Linked DNA regions of Homo sapiens: all the other regions are linked to region 1. A link is a loop called in an ENCODE intact Hi-C map of the cell type or tissue named here. Cell type or tissue: HCT116. All regions are shown on one strand. Region 1 has its middle 5.9 kb from the start of HECTD4. Region 2 has its middle 18 kb from the start of MAPKAPK5. Region 3 holds the start of NAA25 (N-alpha-acetyltransferase 25, NatB auxiliary subunit). Region 4 overlaps TMEM116 (transmembrane protein 116).

Region 1 (8,000 bases):
TAGGAAAATGGTACAATTGTTAAAGAAACTGCAAGCAGTCAGGGTGGCTTGCTGAGATGAAGATGGGCATTGTATGCCTAAGATCTCAGAAGCACAGACAACAAAAACAGACAAACAGGACTTAAACCAAAAAGCTTCTGTACAGCAAAAGAAATAATCAAGATAATGAACCAACAACACACACAATGAAAGAAAATATCTGTGGGCCAGGCACAGTAGCTCACACTTGTAATCCCAGCATTTTGGGAGGCCAAGGTGGGCAGATCACCTGAGGTCAGGAGCTTGAGACCAGCCTGGCCAACATGGTAAAACCCCATCTCTACTAAAAATGTAAAAATTAGCTGGGTGTGGTGGCATGTACCTGTAATCCCAGCTACTTGGGAGGCTGAGGCAGGAGAGTTGCTTGAACCCCGGAGATGGATGTTTCAGTGAGCCAAGATTGCACCACTGCACTCCAGCCTGGTCGACAGAGCGAAACTCTGTCTCAAAAAAAAAGTTCGAGACTAGCCTGGCCAACATGGTGAAACCCTGTCTCTACTAAAAATTCAAAATATTTAGCCAGGCGTGGTGGCATGTCCCTGTGGTTCCAGCTACTTGGGAGGCTAAGGCACAAGAATGGCTTGAACTGAGATTGCGGTGAGCCGAGATCGCGCCACTGCTCTCCGGTCTGGGTCACAGAGTGAGACTTTGTCTCAAAAAAAAAAAAAAAGAAAAATAGACATTGCATGTTCTCATTCCTAAGTCAGTGCTAAAAAAGGTGTACACATGGACATAGAGAGTAGAATGATAGATACTGGAGATCAGAAGGATGAGGGGGTGTTAGGGGGTAGATGATGAGAAATTACATAATGGGTACAATGTATACTATTTGGATGACAGATACCCTAAAAGCCCTGACTTGACCACTTCTCATGTAATGTAATTGCATTTCTACCCCATATATATATATATAAATGTCCAACAAGTATACGAAAAAAGACATATATATATGTCTTTATATATATATATGTCTTTATATATATATGTCTTTATATATATATGTCTTTATATATATATATATATATATATATATGTCTTTATATATCTATGTTTTTATATGCATATAAAGATGGGCACTGGCCTGAGATGACCTGAAGCAGGTGACAAGTGAGAGTATACAATGCAAATTATTTTTTGTTTTGTTTTTGTTTGATTTATTTATTTTTCTGAGACCGAGCCTCATTCTGTCGACCAGGCTGGAGTGCAGTGGCACGATCTCCGCTCACTGCAACCTCCACCTCCTGGGTTGGAGTGATTCTAGTGCCTCAGCCTCCTAAGCAGCTGGGATTACAGGGGTCCGCCACCATGCCCGGCTAATTTTTGTATTTTTTTTTAGTATAGGCGGGGTTTCATCATGTTGGCCAGGCTGGTCTCAAACTCCTGGCCTAAGTGATCCGCCCACCTCAGCCTCCCAAAGTGCTGGGATTACAGGCTTGAGCCACCACAGCCAGCCTATTTTATTTTAAAATGTAAATCTTTATATATATATATATTTTTTTTTTTTTTTTAATTATACTTTAAGTTCTAGGGTACATGTGCACAACGTGCAGGTTTGTTACATATGTATACATTTGCCATGTTGGTGTGCTGCACCCATTAACTCACCATTTACATTGGGTATGTCTCCTAATGCTATCCCTCCCCCCTCCCCCCTCCCCCCACCCCACAACAGGCCCCGGTGTGTGATGTTCCCCTTCCTGTGTCCAAGTGTTCTCATTGTTCAATTCCCACCTATGAGTGAGAACATGTGGTGTTTGGTTTTTTGTCCTTGTGATAGTTTGCTGAGAATGATGGTTTCCAGCTTCATCCATATCCCTACAAAGGACATGAACTCATCATTTTTTATGGCTGCATAGTATTCCATGGTGTATATGTGCCACATTTTCTTAATCCAGTCTATCATTGATGGGCATTTGGGTTGGTTCCAAGTCTTTGCTATTGTGAATAGTGCCACAACAAACATACGTGTGCATGTGTCTTTATAGCAGCATGACTTATAATCCTTTGGGTATATACCCAGTAATGGGATGGCTGGGTCAAATGGTATTTCTAGTTCTAGATCCCTGAGGAATCACTACACTGTCTTCCACAATGGTCAAACTAGTTTACAGTCCCACCAACAGTGTAAAAGTGTTCCTATTTCTCCACATCCTCTCCAGCACCTGTTGTTTCCTGACTTTTTAATGATCGCCATTCTAACTGGTGTGAGATGGTATCTCATTGTGGTTTTAATTTGCGTTTCTCTGATGGCCAGTGATGATGAGCCTTTTTTCATGTGTCTGTTGGCTGCATAAATGTCTTCTTTTGAGAACTGTCTGTTCATATCCTTCGCCCACTTGTTGATGGGGTTGTTTTTTTCTTGTAAATTTGTTTGAGTTCTTTGTAGACTCTGGATATTAGCCCTTTGTCAGATGAGTAGATTGCAAAAATTTTCTCCCATTCTGTAGGTTGCCTGTTCACTCTGATGGTAGTTTCTTTTGCTGTGCAGAAGCTCTTTAGTGTAATTAGATCCCATAAAATGTAAATCATTATAAATGAATAGTCTCATGACTTTAACTGTTTTTCTTTCCAATTCTTGGTTCTCTGCCCTCCTTCCCCACATGTTTCTTCCCTAATACTTCCTATCTCAGGGAATCATAGCTCCATTTCTGTTATGGGCTGAACTGTGTCCCTTTGAAAATTTACATGATGAAGTCCTAACCCTCAGTACCTCAGGATGTAATGTTATTTGGAGACAGGGTCTTCAGAGAGAGAGAGAATCAAGTTAAAATGAAGTCCTTAAGATGGGGGCCCAATCCAATATGACTAATGTTCTTGTAAAAAGAGAAAATTTGGGCCAGGTGTGGTGACTCATGCTTGTAATCCCAGCACTTTGGGAGGTCAAGGCGGGAGGACTTCTTGAGTCCAGCAGTTGTAGGCAAGCCTGGGCAACACAGCAAGACCCCATCTTTAAAAAAAAAAAATTAGCCAGGTGTGGTGGCACATGCCTGTAGTCCCGGCTACTAGGGAGGCTGAAGAGGGAGGTTCACTTGAGCCTAGCAGGCTGAGACTGCAGTGAGCCGTGATCGTGCCACTGCACTCCAGCAACAAAGTGAGACCTTGTCTCAAAAAAAAAAAAAAAAAAAGAGAGAGACGAACAAATTTGGACACAGACACACACCAAGGGAAGACAATATACAGAGACATAGGAAGACTATGGTCATCTACAAGCCATGGAGAGAGGTCTGGAATAGATTCTTCTTTCAAAACTCTCAGAAGGGCCAGGTGTGGTGGCTCACACCTCTAATCCTATCACTTTGGGAGGCAGAGGTGGGCAGTTGCTTGAGCTCAGGAGTTCGAGACTAGCCTGAGCAACATGGCGAAACCCTGTCTCTACAAAAAAATACAAAAATTAGCCAGGCATGGTGGTGCATGCCCATGGTCCCAGCTACTCAGAAGGCTGAGGCGGGAGGATCACTTGAGCCTGGGAGGCAGAAGTTGCAGTGAGTTGAGATCGCACCACTGCACTCCAGCCTGGGAAACAGACTGAGACCCTGTCTCAAACAAACAAACAAAGAAACAAACAAAAAATCCTCAGAAGGAACCAACCTTGCTTACTTATGAAGGTAGATACCACCACCATCATCCCAGAAAACTGGGAAACAGGTAGGTGGAATTACTTCTTCATGGTAACATGCAAAAGATCTGGGACCAAATCCAAGCAGTCCATGATTCAAACACCACACTGCATTGCATGTGCTTTTTTTGGTGAATAATAGTATTGAAGTTTCCCCCACCATCCTCACATTCATTAACTCATACGTAGCAGTTACCAGCTTTAAACTCAACATCTTCCGGGAACCTCACCCCCAGACTAGGTGCCCGGACTTCTCATCCCCGTTGGAATGATTCCTTCAAGCAGCCTCCCTGTCTTTCATGAGAAAGGGAAGCTGCCAGTCTCCTTGGGAACTCGATCCTCAAACCTAACTCTGCCTGGCACAGAGTAGGCATTTAATGAATACTGAAGGAACAAAAACGTACAGTGTTTGCTTTTCCTTGAGTGAAAACTCTTCAATAATATCTTTTGTCCACTTTTCCTTTGTGCTAACAACTTTTTTATTTTTATTTTTATTTTTATTTTTTGAGATGGACTCGTTAGGTTGCCCAGGCTGGAGTGCAGTGGCGTAATCTCGGCTCGCTGCAACATTCATCTCCCGGGTTCAAGTGATTCTCATGCCTCAGCCTCCTGGTAACTGGGTAACTGGGATTACAGGCGCGCACCACCACACCTGGCTAATTTTGTAATTTTAGTAGAGATGGGGTTTTGCCCTGTTGGCCAGGCTGGTCTCGAACTCCTGACTTCAGGTGATCCGCCCACCTCGGCTTCCCAAAGTGCTGGGATTACAGGCATGAGCCATAACTTTTTGTTTTTGTTTTTTTGTGTTTTTGTGAGACGGAGTCTCGCTCTGTTGCCCAGACTGGAGTGCAGTGGCGCGATCTCGGCTCACCGCAAGCTCCGCCTCCTGGGTTCACGCCATTCTCCCGCCTCAGCCTCCCGAGTAGCTGGGACTACAGGCGCCTGCCACCGCGCACGGCTAGTATTTTTAGTAGAGACGGGGTTTCACCGTGTTAGCCAGGATGGTCTCTATCTCCTGACCTCGTGATCCACCCGCCTCGGCCTTCCAAAGTGCTGGGATTACAGGCGTGAGCCACCGCGCCCGGCCACAACTTTTTCTTAATCTAATTTTTTTGCAGGAGACGAATGTTAGCAAATTTCCAAGTCTGAACTACAAATCCCAGTGCAGCAAGGCCTGTGATGCACACAAGGTGGCGATGGAGGACATAGCATCTTTCAGAGCTCCCTGCTGCTGATGATCTTTTCAAATGAGAAAGGCATTTAATGCTGCTTCATCTTCTGGCTTTTCATCAATGTGGAGACCCGTCCTTTAGTTTTAGCAATTCAGTGGTGCTCCAAGGAGAATTTCCCCCTCCTCGTTTTCAAATATCTCTTTCATCTGATTTCTTTTCCCTGTTACCACATAGATCCACCCATGAGCCAAAATAATCTTCTTTGAAATAAAAATATGAACAGGGCCTACCAGAACACTTGGAAAAAAGATTTTGAGTAGGTGTGTGTGTTTCCTCTTTGAGACTGTAATTAGTAAGACGGAAATAATCAATCTCCCCCATAGGTTCTGTGTGTGTGTGTGTGTGTGTGTGTGTGTATTTTTTCCTTGGTGTTTTGAAAGGCCTTAAAAATTAACATGGCTGCCTCATCTAAAACCACCTTTAAGCTCTAATAAAGTTTATCAAGGACCACTTATCTTCACACCACACTCACATATTTTTGGACCCAGGAAGGATTACGAAGTCATTTTAGACAGTCAGCTGGTATAGAAAACCAGCAGAAGGGAGAGATATTGCAAAATCCCAGAGGGGCCCCAGCTTGAGCCAGGGCTAGCGAGTATCACGTCAGCAGCTGGGGCAGGAGGGAGATGATCTCCATCAACAAGCCTGCTGCTCCCTCTTGGGGAGATGCCTCCCAGGAGTAACTGAGGTCCAACCTAGTCATAGCTATTCTTCCTATTTTCCTCATATTTCTTCTCTGCTTCTAACTTAGGGTTGCCCAGCCAACACTTTCTCTTGCTCCTTTTCCCATCCTGATCCCCCATTCTTGAATAGAAGAGTAGAAATGACGATTCCAAAGAAAAGAAGTCATAAGCCATAAATCTTTCCTTCCTATAAATGAATGTCTTGTGTGTGTATGTGTGTGTTGTCTAGACTAGATACAGATTCTCTTCCTCGTAGCTTCCAACCTAAAGTTCTTTTGACCAGGCATTTTCTTTGTCTTGCTGATCTGTTCTAGAAATCCCTACTAAATGGTCTCCTTTCCGGAGGGGGTTCTATAAATATTAATTCATCAGCTGCCTCATCATGGTGCAGTGGCAGCCATGCAGTCCTATGACTAATTAATTACTGTTGCTAAAATATTAAATAACTATTCATTATGCAGTCTAAAGACTTTAAGCCCTAGATCTGTGCTGTTTTCATCACTTAGGCTGAAGGACAAGAGTTCCTGGGCACCTTGACTCCTGATCTTAAAACATCATTAAGAGTAGAAGAAATAAGACTAAGTATAGAAGAAATTTTATCTGAACTATTTAAGATGGTTAGAGTCCTGAATCTAAGCATTTAAAAATTGTGATGGGCCGGTCATAGTGGCTCATGCCTGTAATCCCAGTGCTTTGGGGAGGCCAAGGTGTGAATATCACGTGAGGCTAGGAGTTGGAGATCAGCCTAGGCAACACAGGCAGAGCCCATCTCTAAAAAAATTTTTTTAAAAATGAAAAAATACCAGCCTGGCCAACATGGTGAAACCCCATCTCTACTAAACGTACAAAAGTTAGCCGGGTGTGGTGGTGGGTGCCTGTAATCCCAACTACTCGGGAGGCTGAACCAGGAGAATCACTTGAACCCGGGAGGCGGAGGTTGCAGTGAGCCAAGATCTAGCCATTGCACTCCAGCCTGGGTGACAGAGTGAAACTCCATCTCGAAATAAATAAATAAAATAAAATGGGCCAGGCGCAGTGGCTCATGCCTGTAATCCCAGCACTTTGGGAGGCCGAGGTGGGTGGATCACCTGAGGTCAGGACTTTGAGACCAGCCTGACCAACATGGTGAAACCCCGCCTCTACTAAAAATACAAAATTGGCCGAGCGTGGTGGTACATGCCTGTAATCCCAGCTACTCGGGAGGCTGAGGCAGGAGAATCACTTGAACCCAGGAGATGGAGGTTGCAGTGAGCCAAGATTGCACTACTGCACTCCAGCCTGGGTGACAGAGCAAGACTCTGTCTCAAAAAAAATAAAATAAAATAAATAATAGAGACAGGGTCTCTCTCTGTCACCCAGGCTAGAGTGCAGTGACACAACCATGGCTCATTGCAGCTTCAACCTCCTGGGCTCAAGCAATCCTCCCACCTCAGCCTTCTAAGTAGCTAGGACTACAGCTGCACATCACGATGCTCACCTAATTTTGCTTGTTTATTTATTTATTTATTTATTTAGAGACAGCGTTGCACTCTTGTTGCCCAGGCTGGAGTGCAATGGCGCTATCTCGGCTCACCGCAACCTCCGCCTCCTGGGTTCAAGTGATTCTCCTGCCTCAGCCTCCTGAGTAGCTGGGACTACAGGTGCACGCCACGACACCTGGCTAATTTTTATATATTTTTTAGTAGAGAAAGGGTTTTGCCATGTTGGCCACGCTGCTCTCGAACTCCTGACCGCAGGTGATCTGCCTGCCTCAGCCTCCCAAAATGCTGGGATTACAGGTGCAAGCCACCACATCCAGCCTATATATATATTTTTAATTGTGATAGATAGTTGTTATTAGGTTTGGAAAAGGGAATGAAGGGCCGGGCGCGGTGGCTCACACCTGTAATCCCAGCACTTTGGGAGGCCGAGGCGGGTAGATCACGAGGTCAGGAGTTCGAGACCAGCCTGACCGACATGGTAAAACCCCGTCTCTACTAAAAATACAAAAATTAGCCAGGCATGGTGGTGCACGCCTGTAATCCCAGCTACTCGGGAGGCTGAGGCAGGAGAATCACTTGAAACCAGGAGGCAGAGGTTGCAGTGAGTCAAGAGGTTGCAGTGAGCCGAGATCATGCCATTGCACTCCAGCCTGGGCAACAGAGCAAGACTCCGTCTCAAAAAAAAAAAAAAAAGGAATGAAGGAGTTTTCTTACAGTCAAAATAAGGAAGCTGAAGTTGTAAAATCGGACAGACCTGGGTTTACATCTGAGCTTTGATGTTTACTGGCTTTGTGACATTGAGCAAAGTATCTAACTGAGTCTTGACTTCCCAGCTGAAAGTAGGAATAATAATACTCCCCCTCTCAGACATTTGGGAGGATTTGATGAAATGGCCATTCCATTACACTTGCCTGTTTTATTGTTTCCATGGTTCTGATCAACTCTGAAC
Region 2 (8,000 bases), 560 kb after region 1:
TATTTTCTGTCATAGCTGAAGTGTGAATTGGGCTTATGTTCCCTGCCTCCAGACCATATTTTCGTGGCTCAGTTGGAGTGATGTCTCATCCTTCTGAATTCTGCCAAGCTGTCACAGGTTTTTCTCAGGCCATCTTCATTGGTTGAAGTTCACAACAACAGTGCTCTTCTCTAACGTCACACGCTTGGCCAATTGTGCTCTTGGATTAAGTTCTTAGTTGTGAATGCCTGCCAGAAAGGTTGTGCCTTCTGGGCACCTTGGCTCACACCTGTAATCTTGGCACTCTGGAAGGCCAGGAGTTCAAGACCAGCCTGAGTAACACAGCAAGACCTTATCTCAATAAAATAAATAAAAAGATTGGGCACGGTGGCTCACACTTGTAATCCCAGCACTTTGGGAGGCTGAGGCGGGCGGATCACCTGAGGTCAGGAGTTTGAGACCAGCCTGGCCAACATGCAGAAACCCGGTCTCTACTAAAAATACAAAAATTAGCTGGGCATGGTGGTACACGCCTGTAGTCCCAGCTACTCAGGAGGCTGAGGCAGGAGAATCATTTGAAACTGGGAGGCAGAGGTTGCAGTGAGCCGAGATTGTGCAAGTGCACTCCAGCTGGGGCAACAAGAGGGAAAATCCATCTCAAAAAAAAATAAATAAAATAATAAATAAATAACAAAATTTAAAAATAATACTATAAATGATAATAATAAAGGTTGCATCACATTATGTTTTCCTAGTAGTATGAGAGCATGCCCTGCTTTCTGACCTGTTTCTGTTCCTCAAATATAGCAAAACTGGACAGTCTGTGAATGGAAAGTTCTAGCATCTGCTGACCTGACTCAGCTCAAATCCTTCAGACCTCTGAGCTGGAAGGGGCCCAGAGGTCTCCAAGGCCAGCCTCACTCAGGTGCAGCATCCATGCTGGGGCTTTGTGGGCCGGCTGGAGTACTCAGTGGTTGCTAACTGGCTCCTGTCTCCCCTCTCAGAGCTCACAGAATAAATATCATCCCTCTCCTGGGACAGCTTTTTAGGTATCTCACGTGGTGGTCATTTCCTTAAAAATTTTGTTATTCTGAGAAACAATGCATAGCATAAAATGTACCAGCCTAACCATTTCTTTTTTCTTTGAGATGGAGTCTTGCTCTGTCACCTAGGCTGGCGTGCAATGGTGCAATCTCGGCTCACTGCAACCTCCGCCTCCTGGGTTCAAGCGATTCTCCTGCCTCAGCCTCCTGAGTAGCTGGGATTACAGGCACCCACCACCATGCCCAAGTAATTTTTTGTATTTTTAGTAGAGACGGGATTTCACCATGTTGACCAGGCTGGTCTCAAACTCCTGACCTCAGATGATCCACCCTCCTCTGCCTCCCAAAGTACTGGGATTACAGGCATAAGCCACCGTGCCCAGCTTCATCCTAACGATTTCTAAGAGTACAATTCAGTAACGTTAAGTATATCCACACTGTTGTGCAGCCAGTCTCAAGAACTTTTTCATGTTGCAAAACTGAAACTCTATACCCACTGAACAACTCCACATGGTAGCCTTGTAAAGCTGCTGAGGAGGCATGATTCCAAAGAATTTTAATATCTCATTTCACAATGATTATTCTCACTTTACAGCTGAGAAAAAAAGACAGTGTGTTAGTCTGTTTTGCATTGCTATAAAAGAATACCTGAAGCTGGGTAATTTTTTATTTTTATTTTTTTGAGACAGGGTCTGGCTCTGTTGCCTAGGCTGGAATGCAGTGGCACGATCTTGGCCCACTGCAACCTCTGCTTCCTGGGTTCAAGCAATTCTCATGCCTCAGCCTCCTGGGTAGCTGGGATTACAGGCATGCCCTACCATGCCTGGCTAATTTTTGTATTTTTATTAGAGATGGGGTTACACCATGTTGGTCAGGCTGGTCTCGAACTCTTGACCTCAGTAATCCACCTACCTCGGCCTCCCAAAGTGCTGGGATTACAGATGTGAGCCACCATGCCCAGCTGTGAAGCAGAGTAATTTATAAAGAAACGAGATTGATTTGGCTCATGGTTCTGCAGGCTGTACAAGCACAGCACTAGCATCTGTTCTGTTTCCGGTGAAGCCTCAGGAAGCTTAGAAAGCCTGTCAGAAGGCAAAGGGGGAGCTGGCATATCCGATGGCAGGAGGGAGCAAGAGAGATGCCAGGCTCCTTTTCATAGAGAGCTGAATGCCCGTGGGTCGTGACCAACTCAGCATTCCACTGAGGCTATATGATCAAACAGCAAACTGTTTATCATGAATGCAGAATGTGAGCAAACTTGCTTCTGCTCCAGCCACCAGAAGGTTTGCTGAGGGCAATCACTCCCCGGCACTGTATGCCTTGAGGTTATCTACTGGGACATCCAGAGCCTACTGTTCAAATAATGCAGTCTTGCAAGCCTGCTGTAAATCAAGCTGCTGACCACCAACCACCCCCCACCCTTCTCCCTATCTCCTTTACCCAATAAATACAAAGGGCTCTAAAGCTCAGGGCCCTTGTTCACTAGAAGCAAGGAGCCCCCGACCATGTCTTCCAAATATGCTTTTTTGTCTTTATCTTTATTCTCGCATTCGTCCCCCTTTGTTCAGTCCACCAAGGTCCATTCACGCATCAAAGTGGCACCCCAGAACAGGGACTCTGAGGACATGAACGAAGAAGGTCTGCTGAAGCAGAGAAGCTGAAATTGACAAGACGAATGGGGACACTGGGATGAGTCCACTGGCAGCAGATATAAGGTCAGTGCCCTAACGAGGTACTGGGAGCAATATAAGGTCAGTGCTCTCTTAAAGAAGTACTGGGTCCCAGCACTTTGGGAGGCCGAGGTGGGCAGATCACGAGGTCAGGAGATCGAGACCATCCTGGCTAACACGGTGAAACCCCGTCTTTACTAAAAAATACAAAAAAATAGCTGGGCGTGGTGGCGGGCGCCTGTAGTCCCAGCTACTCGGGAGGCTGAGGCAGGAGAATGGTGTGAACCTGGGAGGTGGAGCTTGCAGTGAGCCGAGATCGCACCACTGCACTCCAGCCTGGGTGACAGAGCGAGACACCATCTCAAAAAAAAAAAAAAAAAAAAAGAAGTACTGGGAATGGGAATTTTTCTGAATCAGGTAACATGGGGCAGAATTTGTCTGTTGAAAAAAAAAACGTGCAGTTGCTTAAAGTTTTGTTGAAACAATCTGGTGCTCAGGTTAATTCTCAGACATTAACTAAGATGCTGCAGGAGGTTATTACGCATAACCCATGGTTTCCACAGGCAGGCACTCCTGATGTAGAAAATTGGCACAGAGCAGGAGAAGGATTAAAACAGGCTCATCAAAAAGGTCTTAAAGTTGATTCTTCTGCTTTCTCCACTAGGAGTTTAGTTCATACTGTCCTTCTGCCATTATATCCTTTTTATTCTGCTGGACAGCAGGAGTCATGTTCTGAGTCTAAAAATCTGAAAGAATCTGTTGTCCCACCCACAGCACCAATTGAAAATAAAAAACAGGAGAGGGAGGATAAAAATTGGCCTATACCGCCCCCTCCAGTTGCAGAAACATCTGTACCGCCTCCTTCAGTAGCCGAAATAGAGACCTCAATACAAAGAATTTTATGCTCTGCTGCCTGCACTTTTCCTATTTCCATAAGGCCTGATCCAAACAATCCACAGCAGTTTATTCATGAACACACCCCACTAGAGTTTACGTTGTTGAAGGAATGAAAAATTAAGTGTAATTAATAATGGGATACAGAGCCCATTCACCTTAGGATTGCTAGAATCTGTATTTGGTGCTATGCGCCTTCTACCCTTTGATGTAAAACATTTGGCTTGCACTTGTTTGTCTGCTACTGCATACCTGACTTGGAATTTAAATTGGCAAGAAATGTGTGCAGACCAGGCTAGACAGAATCATGCTTCTGGACACGGAGACATTACAGAGGGTATGCTGTTAGGTAATGGCCCTTTATTCAGACCTGGAATGTCAAATGGCACTCCCAGATCCTGCTTATCAGCAGTGTGCACAGGCTGCTAAACACGCCTGGGCCACAATTCCAGAAGAGAGAGTCCCAGTACAATCCTTTTTACATCTCATGCAAGGGTCACAGGAACCCTATGTGCAATTTCTTGCAAGATTACAAGAGGCAGTGAAGCATCAAATTCCTCATACCGCTGCCACAGAAATGCTAACCTTAACTTTAGCTTTTGAGAATGCAAACGCAGATTGTAAACGTGCACTGGCACCTGTGAGGTGTACAAAACTTGGGAAATTTTCTCAGAACTTGTCAGGATGTAGAAACTGAGCTTCATTGCTCTGCAATTTTAGCTCAAGCAATGGCTAATTTAGTAGTTGACAAATCTAAAAGGAGCCAACGGTCAAACCCTAAAGTGGGAAAATGTTATAATTGTGGAAAAACTGGACATTTTAAAAAGGAATGCTGCCTGATCTCAGGGCAGAAAGGACCTTATAATGTGGTGCCCTCCACCCCCCTGGCCCAGCGGAAAAAAACGCCAGGACTCTGTCCTCACTGTAACAAAGGAAATCACTGGGCTATTCAATGCCGCTCAAAATTTCATCAAAACTGCAACCACCTGTCAGGAAACGAGAAGGGGGCCTGGACCCGGGCCCCTCAAACAATGAGGGCATTCCCAGTTCAGACCACAACCCCACTTCAGGGGTGGGTCCCAGGAGGAACATTGATTCCCTCACCCCAGGAACACCAGGAAGTGCAGGATTAGATCTTCCAGTCAGAGAAAGAATTACATTAATTGGTGGAGACAAACCTATCAAAGTTCCCATTGGCATTTGGGGACCTTTACCAGCAGGATACATAGACTAATTTTAGGCAAAAGCTGCCTTAACTTGCAAGGCATTACTGTAGTCCCAGGAGTAGCTGACTCTGATTATGAAGGAGAAATTCAAGTAGTTTTAATGTCACAAGATCTTTGGGTTTTTGAACCGGAAGAATATATTGCTCAATTATTGCTTATTCCCTGCAAATTACACCCTTCTCCATAAAAGGAGAAACGAGGAAATAAAGGGTTTGGGAGCACAACTACATGAGAAATCTATGTTCACAACCTATAGCTTATAATAGACCCACCTGTGTAGTACAAAGTAAAGGAAAGAAATTGTATGGGCTTATGGACACAGGAGCTGATGTGTCAGTAATATCCAGTAAGGACTGGCCCCCAGCATGGCCTCTCAGACTAACCTCCACATCCCTAGTGGGAGTAGGAGCAGCTAAAAGTGTTCAACAGAGTGCTGAGATTTTACCTTGTCTTGGTCCGGATGGACAATCATGTACTTTCCAGCCTTATGATGCAAATATAGCTATCAATTTATGGGGTCAAGAATTACTTACAGCATGGGATATGAGACTTACAAATGAAAACTTTCATAACCCAGGATTTAAAATGTTGAAGGACATGGGATATCAGAGTGGAAAAGGTTTAGGGAAATTCCTACAAGGAAACCCTAACCCGATATCTATAACTGGAGAAACAGAAAAGGGCAAGGATGTCAGGATTTCTGATGGGGATCATTGATATTTCTCCTCGACCCACTGCCTTACCATTAGAATGGCTTTGTGACAAACCTATGTGGGTGGATCAATGGCCCCTAACACAGGAGAAGCTAGATCAACTTCATCTGTTGGTAAAAGAACAATTGAATGCAGGACATATAGAGAAGTCAGCCCCTGGAATTCACCGGTATTTGTTATTCCAAAAAAGTCTGGAAGATGGTGACTACTGCATGATTTGAGAGTTATTAATGCGCAAATTAAACCAATGGGTGCCTTACAGCAAGGTTTACCTTCCCCAGCAGCCATTCCAAGAGACAGGCCTCTTGTAGGAATAGATCTTAAGGATTGTTTCTTTACTATACCATAACACGAGAAGGATAAGCCTCAATTTGCCTTCTCTGTGTCTTCTATTAATCATAGAGAACCTGTTTCTCACTATCAATGGAAAGTTTTACCTCAAGGCATGCTTAACAGTCCTACATTATGTCAGCATTTTGTGGGAAGAGCATTAAAGGAGCCTTGAAATATGTTTCCCACTGTGTATATCATTCATTTTATGGATGATATTCTTTTGGCCGCTCCTACAGATCAAATTTTACATCAGTTATTCAGAGAAACAAAACAGGCTTTAATTAAATGGAATCTCAAAATTGCTCCAGAGAAAGTGCAAACAACTTCCCCATACTAATACTTAGGAACTATTGTTATGGAGGGGAGTGTACTGTTGCAGGAAGTCAGGGACCCCAAACAGAGGGACTGGCTGAAGCCATGGCAGAAGAATGTGGATTGTGAAGATTTTATGGACATTTATTAGTTCCCCAAATTAATACTTTTGTAATTTCTTATGCCTGTCTTTACTGCAATCTCTAAACATAAGTTGTAAAGATTTCATGGACACTTATCACTTCCCCAGTCAATACCTTTGTGCTTTCCTATGCCTGTCTTTACTTTAATCTCTTAATCCTGTCCACTGAGGAGGATGTATGTCACTTCAGGACCATGTGATAATTGCATTAACTGCACAAATTGTACAGCATGTGTGTTTGAGCAATATGAAATGTGGGCACCTTGAAAAAAGAACAGGATAACAGCAATTGTTCAGGGAACAAGAGAGATAATCTTAAACTCTGACCGCTGGTGAGCTGGGCAGAACAGAGCCATATTTCTCTTCTTTCAAAAGCAAATGGGAGAAATATCACTGAATTCTTTTTCTCAGCATGGAACATCCCTGAGAAAGAGAATACGCACCTGGAGGTATAGGCTTATAAACAGCCCCCCCAGGTGCACCTGTCTCTTATGGTTGAGGCTGCAGAGATGAAATAGATTCCAGTCTCCCATAGTGCTCCCAGGCTTCTTAGGAAGAGGAAATTCCCGCCTAATAAATTTTGGTCAGAAGGTTGATCTCAAAACCCTGTCTCCTGATAAGATGTTATCAATGACAATGGTGCCCGAAACTTCATTAGCAATTTTAATTTCGCCTTGGTCCTGTGGTCATGTGATCTCACCCTGCCTCCACTCACCTTGTGATATTCTATTACCCTGTTAAGTACTTGATGTCTGTCACCCACACCTATTCGCACACTCCCTCCCCTTTTGAAACTCCCTAATAAAAACTTGCTGGTTTCTGCGGCTTGTGGGGCATCACGGAACCTACCGACATGTGATGTCTCCCCCGGATGCCCAGCTTTAAAATTTCTCTCTTTTGTACTCTGTCCCTTTATTTCTCAAGCTGGCCAATGCTTAGGAAAAATAGAAAAGAACCTACATGAATATCGGGGCAGGTTCCCCAATAGTGTACGGCCTCAGAAAGTAGTTCTCCATAAAGGCAGGTTACAGACTTTAAATGATTTTCAATAATTATTAGGAGATATAAATTGGCTGTGACCAATGCTAGGTATTGCAACTTATCAACTTACACATCTTTATCAAACCCTGCAAGGAGATTCTTCCTTAAATTCCCCACAGCAATTGACCAAAGAGGCAGAAGTGGAGTTACAACTTGTAGAGCAGATGCTACAGCAATGACATGCCTCATGGCTACAGCCACAAAAACCTTTGCTTTTGTTTGTTCTTCCTATCCCTCACTCTCCAACAGGACTTTTAGGCCAATGCTTAGACAAATCTGTAACCGTAATAGAATGGCTCTTTCTACCTAATCAGTCAAAACTTTGCAAGTCTATCTTTCTTTAATTACACAAATTGTGACTATGGGCAGGCATAGGTCAAAGATGCCTATGGGATATGATCCAGATAAAATTATTGTTCCTTTAGACTCTCAGCAACAGTCCACAGCTTGGGAAATGTCAACTGCCTGGCAAATCACTTTTGCAGACTTTGTGGGTGCCATAGACAACCACTATCCCTCAGACAAAGTTTTGCAGTTTTATAAAGTCCATTCTTTCATTCTTCCTGTGATTACTCATCACAAGCCTATTTCAGGTGGCCAGACTTATTTTACTGATGGCTCTTCTAAAGCTCATGCAGCTATTTATG
Region 3 (8,000 bases), 280 kb after region 1:
TACAGGTATGAGCCACCACACCCGGCCAGGGAGAATGTTTCTCACTAGAGAAAATGTTACCAAATGAAGACTGTATGCCCCTCCTCTAAGTTGAGAAAATGGAAAACACTACTTAATGAGCACCTGCTGTATACCAAGCACTTTTCCATAATGTCATCGCTAAGAGCTCCAAGTTCTGAATTGTACAGCAAGGATGGGCTTTTGGCTTCCTCAGAGGTCATCTTGTTACCCGAAAAGATTCAGGCCTGCCAAAGGGTGTGCAAGCTGCCTCCCAGCGGCAGGTAAGGACAGGCCCAGAGCCTAGCGAGTCACTGCTTCATTCTTAGGTTCTGAGGACAAGCAGTAGGAATGGGAAAAGAGAACAACCAATTAATCCTAGTTGGATGCTAAGCAGTCTTTCAGAGTGGAGGGAAATATATCCCACTAAGGATGGTGACCTAAGACTCTAGAAGCCTCTGCTAGGTAGATCCATATGATGCCCTGGTCTTGCCAAGTTCAGGGAGCTGGGTGCCAAGTCTATCAGCATTCCTCTGGGGCCAGGCCAACAAAGGTAGCGTAAGAACATGGCTGAGTAACCCGAGCCTTGGTTAGGAGCCTCATATGTGCTCCCCTTAAAGGTGCTGTATTTTTCCATTCCTGGGAAATTCTTAAATCTCAGGTGACTCATCATCTCTTTCACTTGCACCAAAGGTGAACCCCAGCTCTCCTCCCTCCTTTTCCCTGTCCTAGCCCAACCTCAGCAGGGTCACACACCATCTCTGAGTGATCCTAGGGTCAGCTTGCCTGAGGCATCTGCCCTTCATTGTTGCTGCTTAGCATGATTTGGGGGGCATGGAGTTTCCCCTAGCGCAGGGTTGCCCGATTTAGCAAATAAAAATACAGGACACCCAGTTAAATTTGAATTTAAGATAAACAGTGAATGTATGTATGTATGTCTCAAATATTTTGTTGTACTTTGCCTGATAACTTCATCCCGGGAGTCTTTGTTTGTTTGTTTTTGGAGAGTCAGGGTCTCGCTCTGTCACCCAGGCCGGAGTGCAGTAGTGCAATCATAGCTCACTACAGCCTCAAACTCCTGGGCTCAAATGATCCTTATCCAGGGAGTATTTATTTATTTATATATATTTTTGAGACAGAGTCTCCCTCTGTTGCCCAGGCTGGAGTGCAGTGTTGCAATCTCGGCTCTGCAACTTCCACCTCCTGGGCTCAAGTGATTCTTGTGCCTCAGCCCCCTGAGTAGCTGGGATTACAGGTGCGCACCACCCTGCTCAGCTAATTTTTTTTTTTTTTTTTTTTTTTTTGGAGATGGAGTCTCACTCTGTTGCAGGCTGGAGTGCAGTGGCACAATCTCGGCTCACTGCAAGCTCCGTCTCCTGGGTTCACGCCATTCTCCTGCCTCAGCCTCCCGAGTAGCTGGGACTACAAGTGCCCGCCACCACGTCTGGCTAATTTTTTTGTATTTTTAGTAAAGACAGGGTTTCACCGTGTTAGCCAGGATGGTCTCGATCTCCTGACCTCGTGATCCACCCACCTTAGCCTCCCAAAGTGCTGGGATTACAGGCGTGAGCCACTGTGCCCAGCCGCTCAGCTAATTTTTTATTTTTAGTAGAGATGGGGTTTTGCCATGTTGCCCAGGCTGGTCTCGAACTCATGTCCTCAAGTGATCCGCTCGCCTAGACCTCCTAAGTGCTAGGATTACAGGCGTGAGTCACCATTCCCGACCTCTGGAGTATTTAAATGCCTTCCTTTTTTTTTTTTTTTTTTGAGATGGAGTCTTGCTCTGTTGCCCAGGCTAGAGTGCAACAACATGATCTTGGCTCACTGCAACCTCCACCTCCCGGGTTCAAGCCTCAGCCTCGGGAGTAGCTGGGATTACAGGCACGTGCCACCACGCCTGACTAATTTTTTGTATTTTTAGTAGAGATGGGGTTTCGCCACGTTGCCCAGGCTGGTCTCAAACTCCTGACCTCAGGTGATCCACCCGCCTCGGCCTCACAAAGTGCTGAGATTACAGGCACGACCCACTGCACCCGGCCTATTTATTTATTTATGCAAGAGTCTTGCTCTGTTGCCCATGCTGGAGTGCAATGGCACGATCTTGGCTCACTGCAACCTTTGCCTACCGGGTTCAAGCGATTCTCCTGCCTCAGCCTCCTGAGTAGCCGGGGTTACAGGCTCACACTACCACACCCAGCTAATATTTGTATTTTTAGCAGAGAAGGGGTTTTATCATGTTGGCCAGGCTTGTCTTGAACCCCTGACCTCATGTGATCCACCCACTTTGGCCTGCCAAAGTGGTGGGATTACAGGGGTGAGCCACCAAGCCAGCCTTACCACACTATTTAAAATTACCTCCCTCTCTCACTGCCCCCCTTTCCTGCTTTATTTTTCTCAGTAGCATTTATCACCATGTAATAGGCTATCTACTTATTTATTGTCTGTCTCCCTCACTACAAATAAAAACTCCATTAAGTCTCTGTCTATTTTATTTATTGATGTATCCTCTGTGCCTAAAACAAGAGTGTGTCAAATAATAGGCACTCAATAACTCAGTGTTGTACGAATAAATCTATCTGTAAAAAGAGAGGTAATAATAAGATCTACCTCCCAGGGAAATACGATGACAGTTATGAAAATTAAATGAGAGAATAAATGTAAAGACCTTGCATTTAAATACTCTAGGCAGATACCGAGTAAGTATTCATCTAGGATGCTTCTTTGTTGGCTGAGTCCTGGGAGAAGGGTGTGTGGCAGGCCAGGTCTCACTAACACAGGCCTCCATAACAACTGTTTCAGTACTAACTGAGTGGTTAAGTTACATATTAAAAGCTAAAAAAAAAAAGCCAGTGCCCTTATACAAAGGATGGAATGTAACAAAAGCCCACCAAGAGTTTTGCCTAGGCCTTTCCTTGGCCTTAAAGCATGACAAAATAACGAAAGAATTCCTAACAGGACCCATTTAGGATTAAACAAATTTTATTGGGGGTCTGAAGTAACTCCCCAAACCTCCGTGATTTAGTAGGAGGCAAGATAAGGATAATCACCCCAGCACCTATTGCCATTTAGATTAAGTAAATTTACTGAGGCTTCAAAGGAAAGTCTTCAGGACTCAAACCTTAGTTATAGACTAAAGTGAGTTAATCAATTATTATTATTATTATTTTTTTTTTTTTGAGACGGAGCCTCCCTCGCCCAGGCTGGAGTGCAGTGCCGGGATCTCGGCTCACTGCAAGCTCCGCCTTCCGGGTTCACGCCATTCTCCTGCCTCAGCCTCCCTAGTAGCTGGGACTACAGGCGCCTGTCACTGCGCCCAGCTAATTTTTTGTATTTTTAGTAGAGATGGGGTTTCACCGTGGTCTCGATCTCCTGACCTCGTGATCCGCCCGCCTTGGCCTCCCAAAGTGCTGGGATTACAGGCATGAGCCACCGCGCCCGGCGAGTTAATCACTTATGTCTTTAGATGAATGCACATTTACACGTAGACATATAGCTTAGAAGGTATATAAGCTCTGGAAAGCTTTGTAATTTTAAGTTGGTCTGGTGATAATTTCCAGGCCTTCTCCCTGTAACTGGTTGCAGAAATAAAAACTCGCTTCCTCTCCAGTTCATCTGCATCTCCTTACTGAACCAGGAGAAACAGCAGCCTGACGCTCAGTTTGGTCCAGGAACAGGTGGTGGAGGGCTCTCGAACTTTTTTCTTTTTTTTTTTTTTTTTTTGAGATGGAGTCTCGCTCTGTCGCCCAGGCTGGGGTGCAGTGGCGCGATCTCGGCTTACTGCAAGCTCCGCCTCCTGGGTTCACGCCATTCTCCTGCCTCAGCCTCATGAGTAGCTGGGACTACAGGCGCCCGCCACTACGCCCCGCTAACTTTTTTTGTATTTTTAGTAGAGATGGGGTTTCACCGTGTTAGCCAGGATGGTCTCGATCTCCTGACCTTGTGATCCGCCCGCCTCGGCCTCCCAAAGTGCTGGGATTACAGGCTGAGCCACAGCGCCCGGCTCTCTCGAACTTTTTTGGCAGATTTTTGCTGTTGATCAGCCCCGCTTCCCCAACTTTCCCCTGGGTCTCTCTCCCCCGGGAGTTTCTGGTTCCTCTGCGATTAATCACAGCCAAGTCTAGCTGGTTCTTCAGGACGGAGAATAAATAGGATAAACAGGAGCAGCCGAACCCTAACTTTGAGAGCTTTCTCCCCTCCTCTCCTAACTTCCCAGTCAGTGACTCGGAAGACTTTAACAGCAACAGCTGCCTCCTCTTGCCAGCTTGATCCCACCTGCTAAGTGAAGGAACAGCGTTTAAAGAGGTGGCAATCGGCAAGGGTGGATGCTTCCCTTTCCGCGCAGGCGCGTTCAGTCGCAGCACCGCGACTATCGTGATAGACAAGCGAGATCGACGCTGGCCCTTTAATAGCCCTTTCCCGGGGTCCTGCCCCGCGCGTGCGCACTGTGGTTCTGCGCTTGTCATCATGGCGACGCGGGGCCATGTGCAGGACCCTAACGACAGGCGCCTCCGGCCCATTTACGGTGAGTGTCTTGGACCAGCCCGCTCGCCAGCCCGACGCGCCGAGGGCTGCCGAGGCTGGGGCGAAAGCCCAGGAGGGGTGCTGAGGGCCGGCGCGCGGGCCGGGCAGGCGCAGGGGGGCGGGCCGCGCGGGCCACTAGGCCGCAGCCGCGGGCCTCGCGTAGGCGCCGGCCCAACCTTCCTCAGCCTTGGGGTGGTAGTGGCGCGGTCTGGGCAGCAGCTGGTCGGCAGAGCTGGCCTGCTTGGCAGGCCCCGTGGGACGCGTGGTTCTGCAGACACCTGCGCTACCCGCAGGCTGCATCGTTACCGCCGCTCCTAGGGAGACCGGAGATCTCCCCGAAGGTGGAAGCCGGCTCCGGCACGAGGGTGGGACGCCCTGCCTGAGGGAAGATTCCCTACCAGAGATTTTTTTTTATTTACGGGAATTGGGCCTAGAGGGTTGTCTGACTAGGTGGGCTTCGGTGCATAGGAGAAACTGAGGTCCGGAGTGGGGAAGGGGCTGACGCAAGGTCACCCAGATCGAGTCAGGAGCAGGCCCGAGATTCCAGGCTCCCAATCCAGAGCTGTTGGGTGGAGAAGCAGCTACTCTGGTCACACGTGGGAGGCGGGGGGAGGGGGTCTTGGGCCTAAAATAGCGGTGAAGAGATTGTGATAGCTCGTGTCAGAGGGGCATGCAGAGCTACTGGAGGGCTTCTCCTTTCTGCAGCTTCTCTGTGGTTTTCTCTGCAGCTTTCCTTCCCTGTGCTAAGCAGATCCCTCTCCACAACTCTTACCTCAACCCGCAGACTTGAAGACCTTGATGTCATCTCATCCATTTACCCTGGTAGTGAAAAATCACAGATTTTGAGTTTGGGAGAAACCCTTTTCCAATAACCGAAATGTGTAATTGGATTGGTCCTTTTTGCATTTCCTTTCCTCTTAGATGGTTTTATGGTCTTGGTCTATCTCACTTAATGGTGAGGAAGCTTCAAGGTCAGTGGTTTTTACAAAAGTAGACATCGTATTTATAGACCTCATGTGGATGTTACTAAATTGGAGGCTTCTCTCCAAGGTGGGAATCGTTTTGGGAGCGGGGGGCGGTGGTTAACTTTGTTTCTGGCCACAGTTAGTCCGGCTTTTATTTCATAATTTGTGTGATTTTTTTTTTTACTCTCACATCTCATTTGATTTTAGCAACAATCCTATAGCTAAGGTTTATAGATGACTCATTATGACAGTCACTGGCCTTGGCCTTTTATATGGGTTATCTAATATAATCTTCACCCATTCTCAAGAGGTGGCTACTGTTTTTTCCTGCCCCTGAACCCTTTAACAACAACAACAACAAAAAAAAAAACAGATGAGGAAACTGAGGCTTTATTGTTGTTGTGTAATTTGTCTAAGGCCACTCAGTTAGTATTTCTTGGAGCTAGAATTTGAACCCCTGTGGACTGTTTCAGGCTCACCTTTTTTTTCTTTTGAGATGAGTCTCACTCTGTCGTCCAGGTTGGAGTACAGTGGCACAATCTCAGTTCACTGCACCCTCTGCCTCCCAGGTTCAAGCGATTCTCCTGCCTCAGCCTCCTGAGTAGCTGAGATTACAGTTGCACGCCACCAGGCCCAGCGAACTTCCATGTTTTTAGTAGAGACAGGAGTTTACCATGTTAGCCAGGCTGGACTTGAACTCTTGACCTACTCAGCCTCCCAAAGTGCTGGGATTATAGGTGTGAGCCACCATGCCTGGCTCCAGGCTCACCTTTTTTTTTTTTTTTTTTTTTTTTTTGGAGACAGTCTCATTCTGTCATCCAGGCTAGAGTGCAGTTGCACAATCACAGTGCACTGCAACCAGCCTCCGCCTCCTGGGTTCAAGTGATTCTCCTGCCTCAGTCTCCTGAGTAGCTGGGATTACAGGTGCCCGCCACCATGCCGGCTAATTTTTGTATATATTGTAGAGAATGGGTTTCGTCATGTTGCCCAGTCTAGTCTAAAACTCCTGAGCTCAAGCAGTCCTGCCTCAGCCTCCCAGAGTGCTGGGATTACAGGTGTGAGCCACTGTGCCTGGCCCAGGCTCACCTTCTTAACCACTGTGCTAGAAACTACCTCACTTTGAGCTGAAGACACTGATTTGCCTGAGGTCACACAGATGGTAAGTGGCAGAGAAAGGACTCTGATTTCCTATTTCCCCGGGGCTGCATATTCTCATGCCCTTGCCCTCCAGTGTATATTTTCAGAGGGCAGAGATATATATACAAGGTGGGTGATGGAAGGTGAGAACTGAATCCAGGGTTCATAGTTTGTGACTCATTACAGCTTTGTGCAGCAGCTGCCTGCAGACTTTTTTTTTTTTAAACTAAAAACACTCAATACTTTCAAGAATAATTTGATTTTTAAAATTGTTCTTGAGGACCAAAGAGAATTTCTTTGGTCCCATAGTTATTTAGAATTAATAGTGTTTTGACTGTCTAATGGGAAACACCATGTCCATTTCACATCACTAAACATCAGGATATATTAACAAGTTATATTCTCAAAACTGAAGTCAGAATTATGTAGCTTTTGTAACATGTACATGGGAAGAGGATTAGAAGAGGCTTTCTTCAGTAATTCTAAGGCGATTAGTATAAACTGGCAGGACTAGGAAAAGAACGGTACAGACTGTCCGTGAATTCAGCACTTAAGCACATTTGACTTTTGAACTCCACACTTTTGTTGTTTAAATACATTACTACCCCCAAACAACCATGGTTCCTTGAATTCAGACATTCTGACAAATGAACAAACTCATCTATGGTGGTACTTGCCCACCAGCCAAAAATTCAACAACTATCAGCATTAATTAGTGTTTACTGGTGGGCTGACTGCCCTATTAGGTAGGTAAGATTATTGTGATCAAACTGAAGCCTAGAGATTAACTTGCTCAAGGTTGTAGCTACCAAGTTGTAGAGCTGGGATTTGAACATAGACATTCTCACTGAGAGCTCAGCTCTTCACCAAGTTCAGATTCAGTAGCATCACTGTCTTTGTACAACAGTATTTGTACTGCCAAGGTTTCAGGATTTATTTTACAATTGTGTTGGAAACCTTGCTTGGGGCCTCAGCTCTTGCTGGAATTCATTGAGGGTATATGTGGACAGGGCTATGTGGTGATAAATTGTGGTGGGTTGAAATTTTACTGGTGGTGTCTAGGGTTGGAATAGCTTTTCTGTGTGCATAGATTTGAAACATCTTCCCAGTGCATCTCACATTACTAATAAGTTTGGGTATTGCATTTTTCGTTTTTGAAAACCTCCACCCATGACCTTACTGGAACCCATACTTGATTATTTGGTCTCCTTTTGCTAAAATTATTCTCTTTTGCTACGTAGTTCCCAGCAGATTTTGTACTCTTGTGTGACTTGGTAAGCCCCAGTGCCTTCTTTCGTTATTTTTTTGAGACAGGATCTGGCTCTGTCACCCAGGCTGGAGTGTCTTGGCTCACTGTAACCTCCACTTCCCAGGCTCAAG
Region 4 (8,000 bases), 440 kb after region 1:
GACCTCAGGTGATCCACCCGCCTCGGTCTTCCAAAGTGCTGGGATTACAGGCATGAGCCATCACCCTGACCTATTTGGTTTTAGTTTACAGGGTTTTAGGAACAGCATTTCCTGGTTTTAGTAATTTTATGGAAGAAGGTTGGATTGGAGGTACCTAGAAGATTTTAGGATCTAGTCCATTCTATAGGTACATAATAAAAACTTGAAAACAATTCCTCAGGGCCACAGTCTAATAACAGGTGTATTACAGATTTTCTTAGAAACATAAGTTTTTTCTTTACCATAATTGCGATTTTTACCAAAGATAATAGAGTAAGACTAAATTGTTTGTAAAATAGTTTAGTTTTATCAAATATTACCTGATCATTAATATAAGTGCAGCAGGAATAGCAACTGACCACACTGTAATTTCAGATTTAAAAAGTTCTTAAGTCTAGGAAGCCAAATGAAGGCAGACTTTAGACTTTGTCCATAGTATCTATAAACAATTTAAATATGACATTCTAGTCAAAACCTTGCTAATATATATAAGCAATGTTTTAAATTGTATTCCATTATAAAAATAGCATATTTTTATTGAACTTGTGGAATCAACTATATTGTTATAAGAATAAGAATACTTATGGGTAGTTTTTTAGTTTTGAAGGGATCAAGTAGGGAGAAAAAGTAAATGATTTTACTTTTCTTTATAAAAGCATATTTTATCAAATTAGTGTAAACTGTAGATAGCTTAAGAGAAAAAGATTTTGTTTTTGTTTTTGTTTTCTTTCTTTTTTGGGGGTGGGGGTTGGGGGAGAGGGCCTTGCCCTATTGCCCAGGTTGGAGCACAGTGGCGCAATCATAGTTCACTGCAGCCTCTAACTCCTAAGCTCAAGCAACCCCCGCCACCCCCGCCACCCCACCACCTCAGCCTCCTGAGTAGCTCTGAGTAGCTGGGACTGCAGGTGTGCACCACCATGCCCAGCTAATTTTATTTTATTTTATTTTTTGTAGAGATGAGGTCTTGCTATGTTGTCCAGGCTGGTCTCAAACTCCTAGCCTCAAGTGATCCTCTTGGCTAGGACTACCAAAGTATTGGAATCACAGGTGTGAGCTACCATGCCCAGCCATTTTTTAAAAAGAATTTATTGGAACTTTGCAATTTACAAAGCCCCCCTGCCATATAATCCCATATGATGTATAAAATTAAAATAAATATATGCATGAGTATATTTGTTTTAAATTTTTAAAAGTTTTAGTTTACCTACTAGTAAATCTGGTAAAATTGTTGCCATTTTTGTTTTGGTGCTTTGATTATTCCCCAAGATACTGCCACTTGTTTTATGTACCAAGTTTGAGATGCTCTAGGTATGCAGGTGGCCTGAATATCTTTTAGCCATCCAACAAAATATTTACTGACTACCTACTATTGATCAAAATATTTACTGAGGACCTACTATTGATTGGCACTGTATGAAGCACTAAGTTCCTGTGGGAAACTAGACATCCTTATTCCTGTCTCTGCCCCTTTTCCTATTCTAGCCCTTTGTTTAGAATGCCCAACCCTCTTCCCCCTAACCTATTCAAATTCTATCTGTGATTCTGTCTTCTCATCTCACCTTACTCTGAACTCCTACGTTTCTCAGAAGACTTGAACTATTTCTTTCCTGGATGGGCACGGTAGCCCTCCCTCAACAGGAGCAGCAAGGTGGCTGAGCAGGGAGGAATATAAGTTTCAAGGCTTCTAGCTGAACTCAGTGCTTATATGTAAATTAACCTCTGAGAAAAGCATGTTTTTTACCTTGTACCTGCTAGGCTGGATCTCCCAAACCAGATGAGTGATCCTTGGCCCGACCAGTTTTTAAAATTTGGAAAACAAAACATTTAAGTAAAGAACCAACAGTGTTTTTTCTTTTTCCTGAGTCCCAACAGGAAACAAAAAACAACAAGGTTTTAAAAAATGTATTTGTTTTAGCCAGCCAAATACTTTAATTCCAAATAAACTTTTAAATAAAAGTCATAAAAACATTACTTTTATGTTATTTAATCTCATGTAACTAATTTTTTGGTTTTATCTTGATTAGCAGTTTTGCAGATTTATTAATTTTTGCATTGGAGTTTTGGAAAATTTGTATTTAGTCCATTAATATTGAAGTTATTAGAAATTTGTATTTAAGAGTACTTGTTAGAGTCTTTTTCATGAATCTGATTGCAGATACCTGTAGGGAAGAATGAAAACAATAACTGAGGATGACACAACCTTTGAATAACCATGTAAAATCTGGTGAAAGTTTACCATAACCAGACATTCACAATTAAATGTGGTTATTTTTGTGGTATAAAATAGTAATCAGAATTATGACTGATACCATATTAGATTTTAAGAGTTTTGTACAATTTTGGAACATTTATATCAATAACATACCCATAAAAGTAACTGAAAGTAGATCTAACATCACTTACCTTTTGACAATGTTTTCCATATAATTTGACATCTCAAGTAAGCCTGATTTTGTTTAATATTTCTCTTTTATAAACTTTTGAGAAGTTCTGAGGCCAAATGGAATAACCCAAAGTTAGTTTGAAGTCAAAAAAGACTTAATTTAGAGTCTGATTCTGGGGAAGCCTGTCAAAGATGTTAAAAGGTTTAAAACACTTGCTCAAAACAGGATCACATGTCACTATGAAATAATAATCATTTATTTAACCAGAGTGACCATCAAAAGTCTTTAAAAGCAAAAAAAAAAAAAAAAGTCTTTAAAAGCAAGTACAGAAATTTATGTGGATATAAATTTTTTAACACTTTAATTAAAAACCCAATATAACAATATGAAACACAGGAAATTATTTTGATTAAATGTAAAATCTTTGGTTTTTTTAGGCCAGTTATCAAGAATTTAAAGAAAAACCTGTAATATGATTTTTTTTTCTTTTTATGGAAAGTTCATTTAGATGACCTGGGAGTCAAATCTGATGAAAAGGTACTTGACTTTAACCCATTTATGCTGGAGGTTGCAGCTTTTTTGAATTGCAGACGTGTGAAAAATCAGACCTTGGGGATGACCTTGAGCAGTAGGATGTAACTTCTACATGCTTAGCATTCCAATAATGGAACACTAGGCATAAATGGGTTTTAATCAGATACTGGAAGAGTATGTGTTCAAGATTATGAGAGTGTACACAGTTTTATAGGAGAAGTAAACAAGAAAACTAGTATCTTAAGCAGGGGTGTTGGGAACAGGCCCCCAAATCCCAAACTGGCCATAAACAAAATCTCTGCAGCACTGTGACATGTTTGTGATGGCCATGACGCCCACGCTGAAGGTTGTGGGTTTACTGGAATGAGGGCAAGGAACACCTGGCCCACCCAGGGTGGAAAACCACTTAAAGGTGTTCCTAAACCACAAACAATATCCTGAGCGATCTGCGCCTTAAGGACATGTTCCTGCTGCAGATAACTAGCCAGAGCCCATCTCTTTGTTTTGGCCCATCCGTTTGTTTCCTGTAAGGAATACTTTTAGTTAATCTATAATCTATAGAACTAATGCTTATTACTGACTTGCTGTCAATAAATATGTGAGTCAAACTCTGTTCAGGGCTCTCAGCTCTGAAGGCTGTCAGCCCCCTGATCCCGCTCCACACTATATTTCTGTGTGTGTGTCTTTAATTCCTCTAGCACCACTGGGTTAGGGTCTCCATGACCAAGCTGGTCTTGGCAAGGGGAATGTATGGATTTTAGAAAAAGTAAAAGCATGTGAAATTGTCTGGTTACATGGAACAATTTTGACAAATCAAGAAAATCCAGGAGTACAGAATCAAGTTATACTAGAGGAAAACATTGTTCTAAACATAAAGCTTCAGTTTAGGAGATGGTTGAAAATTTAAAGAAACAGATTGTGGAATTAAAACATCATAGCTTTGCCTAGCCTAACTTAAACATGCTCAGAACACTTACATTAGCCTACAGTTGGGCAAAACACAAAGCCTATTTTATAATAAAGTGTTGAATATCTCATTTAATTTATTGAATACTGTCCTGAAAGTGAAAAACAGAATGGGTGTATGGGTACATAAAGAAGTACAGTTTCTACTGAATGCATATCTCTTTTATACCATAATAAAGTTGAAAAATTATAAGTTGTACAATTATAAAGTTAGGGACTATCTGTATGAGATTAAGCAGAAGGTTCTCATTTGTCTTCCCTATCATAGATTCTTCTTTATGCAAGGTAGTCATTCAATGAATATTTGTGTCTCTGGGAGTTTAACAAAATAAAGATGAGTCCTGAGTCTCTCAAAATAATACAAAGTAGTTAAGATGATAAATTAATAATCATTTATCTTTGCTATTGAAGAATGTTAACATTAATTACAGTTCTTGAGGTTTTTAACAATATCACTTAAGGTGTTACAAAATTTTAAACCTGAAAACTTCAAGAAGGGTCAAATTTAGAATGCTTATGTATCTGCTATGAGGGCTGAAAAAAAATCTAACAGATACAATGACATCCTGGTTCCCTCTACTGGGCGTAAATGAAATTACCTATTTCTTCTTCTTTTTTTTTTTTTTTTTTTTTTTTTTGAGATGGAGTCTAGCTCTGTTGCCCAGGCTGGAGTGCAATGGCTCGATCTCGGCTTACTGCAACCTTCACCTCCTGGGTTCAAGCGATTCTCCTGCCTCAGCCTCCCAAGTAGCTGGGACTACAGGCACACACCACCATGCCTGGCTAATTTTTGTATTTTTAGTAGAGATGGGGGTTTCACCATATTGGCCAGGCTGGTCTCGAACTCCTGACCTTTTCAAGGTTTGCCTGTTTTTTAAAGGCTTGCTTTTTTTTTTTTTTTTTTTTTTAGATGGAGTCTCACTCTGTCGTCCAGGCTGGAGTGCAGTGGCGCGATCTTGTCTCAGTGCAACCTCCATCTCCAGGGCTCAAGTGATTTGCCTGCCTCAGGCTCCAGGGTAGCTGGGATTACAGGCATACACCACCACCCCCACTAATTAGGCTTGCTTTTAAGCCTTGTGAGGGCAGCCTTTTATGTACAGCTAATTTGGTCCCATTACAGAAGCAATACTCTTCTTATGATTATGCCCTGTGTATTCTTCCACTCTGATTGATGAGAAAGCAAACAAACTATTCCTGGCCCTGTGTGAGCTTTAGGGATTGTCCCACCTACTCTTTTCTGAGGATTCTTTCTCTGGTTTTCATGGTTTTCTCTTCCATATACATTGATTAATACTTAACCAAAGACTTGGGGTGACCTCTGCAGCTCTCCTGAGCATTGTCTTACCATATAGCTTCCTCTGCTCTGATACTGTACTTCACAAATTTTAGCTGCCTTGGCCTCCCAAACTGAATTCTGTCGCTCAGCTCACCAAGACAGTGGTCTGTTTGGATTCCCCCTCCTGTACTCACTCTAATTTTTGTATTTATAGTAGAGATGGGGTTTCACCATGTTGGCCAGGATAATCTCGATCTCAACCTCATGATCTGCCCACCACGGCCTCACAAAGTGCTGAGATTACAGGGTGAGCCACTGTGCCCAGCCCTCCTATACTCGCTCTTACCAGCTGGTGAGCTGGGGTACTTGATGGACTCGCCTTGCTTTTCTTTTTTCAGGGATTGCTGTTCTCTTCTGCTTGTTGCCTACTGTTTGAAAACTGGATATTTTCATATATTTTATTCAATTTTTAGTTGTTTAAGGCTGGAGGGTAAATTCTATTCCTGTTATCTCATCAAAGCTGGAAGTAGAAATTCCTTCTCTTAGATTTTATCCTACTAGTTCCTTGATATCATCTCAGTTCTTAGGTTCTTTTAAGGATTTTTTAAAAAATATCTTATTCAGCATGTTTAGTTCTTTTGAATGGAAAGTTGATTCAAATAGCTTAGCCTGTCATTACTAGAAGTAGAAATCCTTATTGCCTTTTCAATTAAAAAATAAAATAGAAAAAGATTATATGATATCTTCGTAAAAGTGGGACTGTGGGGCAGGTAGAGGTGGATAATGCTGTGGTTCTTTTGAACAGTCCAAAGGATAAAATAAGGAAGCAGGGCATGTTTTAGGTAGGCCTGTTAGAGTTTCAGACTTGGGGCCAGGTGCGATTGCTCACACCTGTAATCCCAGCACTTAGGGAGGCCAAGGCAGGTGGATCACCTGAGGTCAGGAGTTCGAGACCAGCCTGGCCAACATGGTGAAACCCGATCTCTACCAAAAATACAATAAAATTAGCGGGGCGTAGTGGCACGTGTCTGTAATCCCAGCTACTCGGGAGGCTGAGGCAGGAGAATCGCTTGAACCTGGGAGGCAGAGGTTGCAGTGAGCCGAGATTGTGCCATTGCACTCCAGCTTAGGCAACAATAGCGAAAACTCTGTCACATACACACACAAAAAAGAATTTCAGACTTGGTATGGTTTTGCCTGGTATGGACACTAGATGGTACATTACTAATAGACTAGTAGGTAGGATTCTCATAATAGAAAATAATGAAGTATGTTGAAAGAACTTCACAGTGTCAGAGTGAGATAGTTATGATGGGTTGTTTTGATTTTAACCTAGATATTCTACATTTCCTCATTTCTCTACACCGTCAATTACATCTGGTATTTGTACACAGAGCTGAGGATGAAACACACCCAGAGTGGACAGAGCACATCTCCACTGGTAAGTTTTATTCAGGGCTGATAGTTAATAATAGTATGCTAGGCCGGGTGTGGTGACTCCTACCTGTAATCCCAGCAGTTAGGGAGGCTGAGGGGGGCAGATTGCTTATGCCCAGGAATTCGAGGCCAGTCTGGGCAAGTGGTGAAAGCCCATCTCTACAAAAAATACCAAAAAAATTAGCCGGGCATTGTAGCACATGCCTGGAGTCCTAGCTACTCCGGGGGCTGAAGTGGGAGGATCACTTGAGCCACTGTACCCCAGCCTGGGTGACAGAGACAGACCCTGTCTCAAAAAAAAAAAAGTGTGTAAAAACAATCCCTGTATATCCCTGATAAACGGTGTAAGCATTTAGCACTAGCTAGGTGCATTTATGGAGGTTAATTGAAGAAAAAACGTGTTCCCACTGTTTCCATTCTTTTGACATCACTTCCTCTTCTCCCTTCTCTCTCTCACACACACATACACACACCCACACACACACCCACACACACACACATACACATACAGGTTTGATTATAGGAGTATTATTTACAGTGCTGGCATTCCTGCCTGGTTTGACTCAGCAAGGGAAATTCTTCTTGACTCCATGCCAACCCTGCGAGACCCAGTTCTGTTATTTATCTCCTGTTGTGACCTTAGACATATCATCTCCCTTTCTTGCACCTCCAATTTTTCATTGTAAAATGAAGTGTTGGCCGGGCGCAGTGGCTTATGCCTATAATCTCAGCACTTAGGGAGGCCAAGGCGGGCAGATCACGAGGTCAGGAGATTGACACCATTCGGGCTAACACGGTGAAACTCCATCTCTACTAAAAATACAAAAAATTAGCCAGACGTGGTGGCGGGCGCCTGTAGTCCCAGCTACTCAGGAGGCTGAGGCAGGAGAATGGCATGAACCCGGGAGGCGGAGCTTGCAGTGAGCCGAGATCATGCCACACTGCACTCCAGCCTGGGCGACAGAGAGAGACTCCGTCTCAAAAAAACAAAACAAAACAAAAACAAAAACAAGCAAACAAAATGAAGTGTTAGCCGGGCGTGGTGGCTCACACCTGTAATCCTAGCACTCTGGGAAGCCAAGATGGGTGGATCACCTGAGGTCAGGAGTTTGAGACCAGCCTGACTAATATGGAGAAACCCCGTCTCTACTAAAAATACAAAATTAGCCAGGCATGGTGGCGCATGCCTGTAATCCCAGCTATTTGGGAGGCTGAGGCAGGAGAATTGCTTGAACCCAGGAGGCAGAGGTTGCGGTGAGCCAAGATTGCACCATTGCACTCCAGCCTGGGCAACGAGAGCAAAACTCTGTCTAAAAAAATAAAAATAAAAATAAAATAAAATGAAATGTTAGTCTATGTGATCT

The links. Peaks named below come from ENCODE experiments on the same cell type or tissue, not always from the same donor. Only the 100,000 strongest peaks of a DNase experiment are listed, where the experiment ranks them.
Region 2: it touches region 1 in a loop (13-fold over the local background); 7 of 110 quality-filtered maps call a loop at or near these places.
Region 3: a loop joins it to region 1, with 3 times the contacts of the local background. A loop is called at or near these places in 22 of 110 quality-filtered maps.
Region 4: it touches region 1 in a loop (9-fold over the local background); 35 of 110 quality-filtered maps call a loop at or near these places.

What each region holds. Positions count from the first base shown.
Region 1 is chr12:112,384,372-112,392,371 of GRCh38, reverse strand. No RefSeq gene overlaps it. Among named protein-coding and RNA genes, the nearest start is that of HECTD4, 5.9 kb to the right of the region's middle. In HCT116, a CTCF peak has its summit at 4,848 (motif pointing right); a DNase peak (open chromatin) is centred at 4,841; H3K4me3 peaks cover 871 bases; H3K27ac peaks cover 1,047 bases.
Region 2 is chr12:111,820,033-111,828,032 of GRCh38, reverse strand. No RefSeq gene overlaps it. Among named protein-coding and RNA genes, the nearest start is that of MAPKAPK5, 18 kb to the left of the region's middle. In HCT116, a CTCF peak has its summit at 3,488; no DNase peak of the experiment used is centred here.
Region 3 is chr12:112,105,235-112,113,234 of GRCh38, reverse strand. NAA25 (N-alpha-acetyltransferase 25, NatB auxiliary subunit) reads left to right here and starts at 4,452. Exons shown (of 24, transcript NM_024953.4): 1 at 4,452-4,519. The coding sequence starts at 4,462. RefSeq lists silencers at 4,503-4,582, 4,603-4,682 and an enhancer at 6,283-6,784. In HCT116, a CTCF peak has its summit at 270; DNase peaks (open chromatin) are centred at 564, 1,684, 3,647 and 4,404; H3K4me3 peaks cover 5,020 bases; H3K27ac peaks cover 6,617 bases.
Region 4 is chr12:111,941,905-111,949,904 of GRCh38, reverse strand. TMEM116 (transmembrane protein 116) reads left to right here. Exons shown (of 11, transcript NM_001193531.2): 5 at 6,536-6,640. Among named protein-coding and RNA genes, the nearest start is that of TMEM116, 67 kb to the left of the region's middle. In HCT116, a CTCF peak has its summit at 4,467 (motif pointing left); a DNase peak (open chromatin) is centred at 4,454.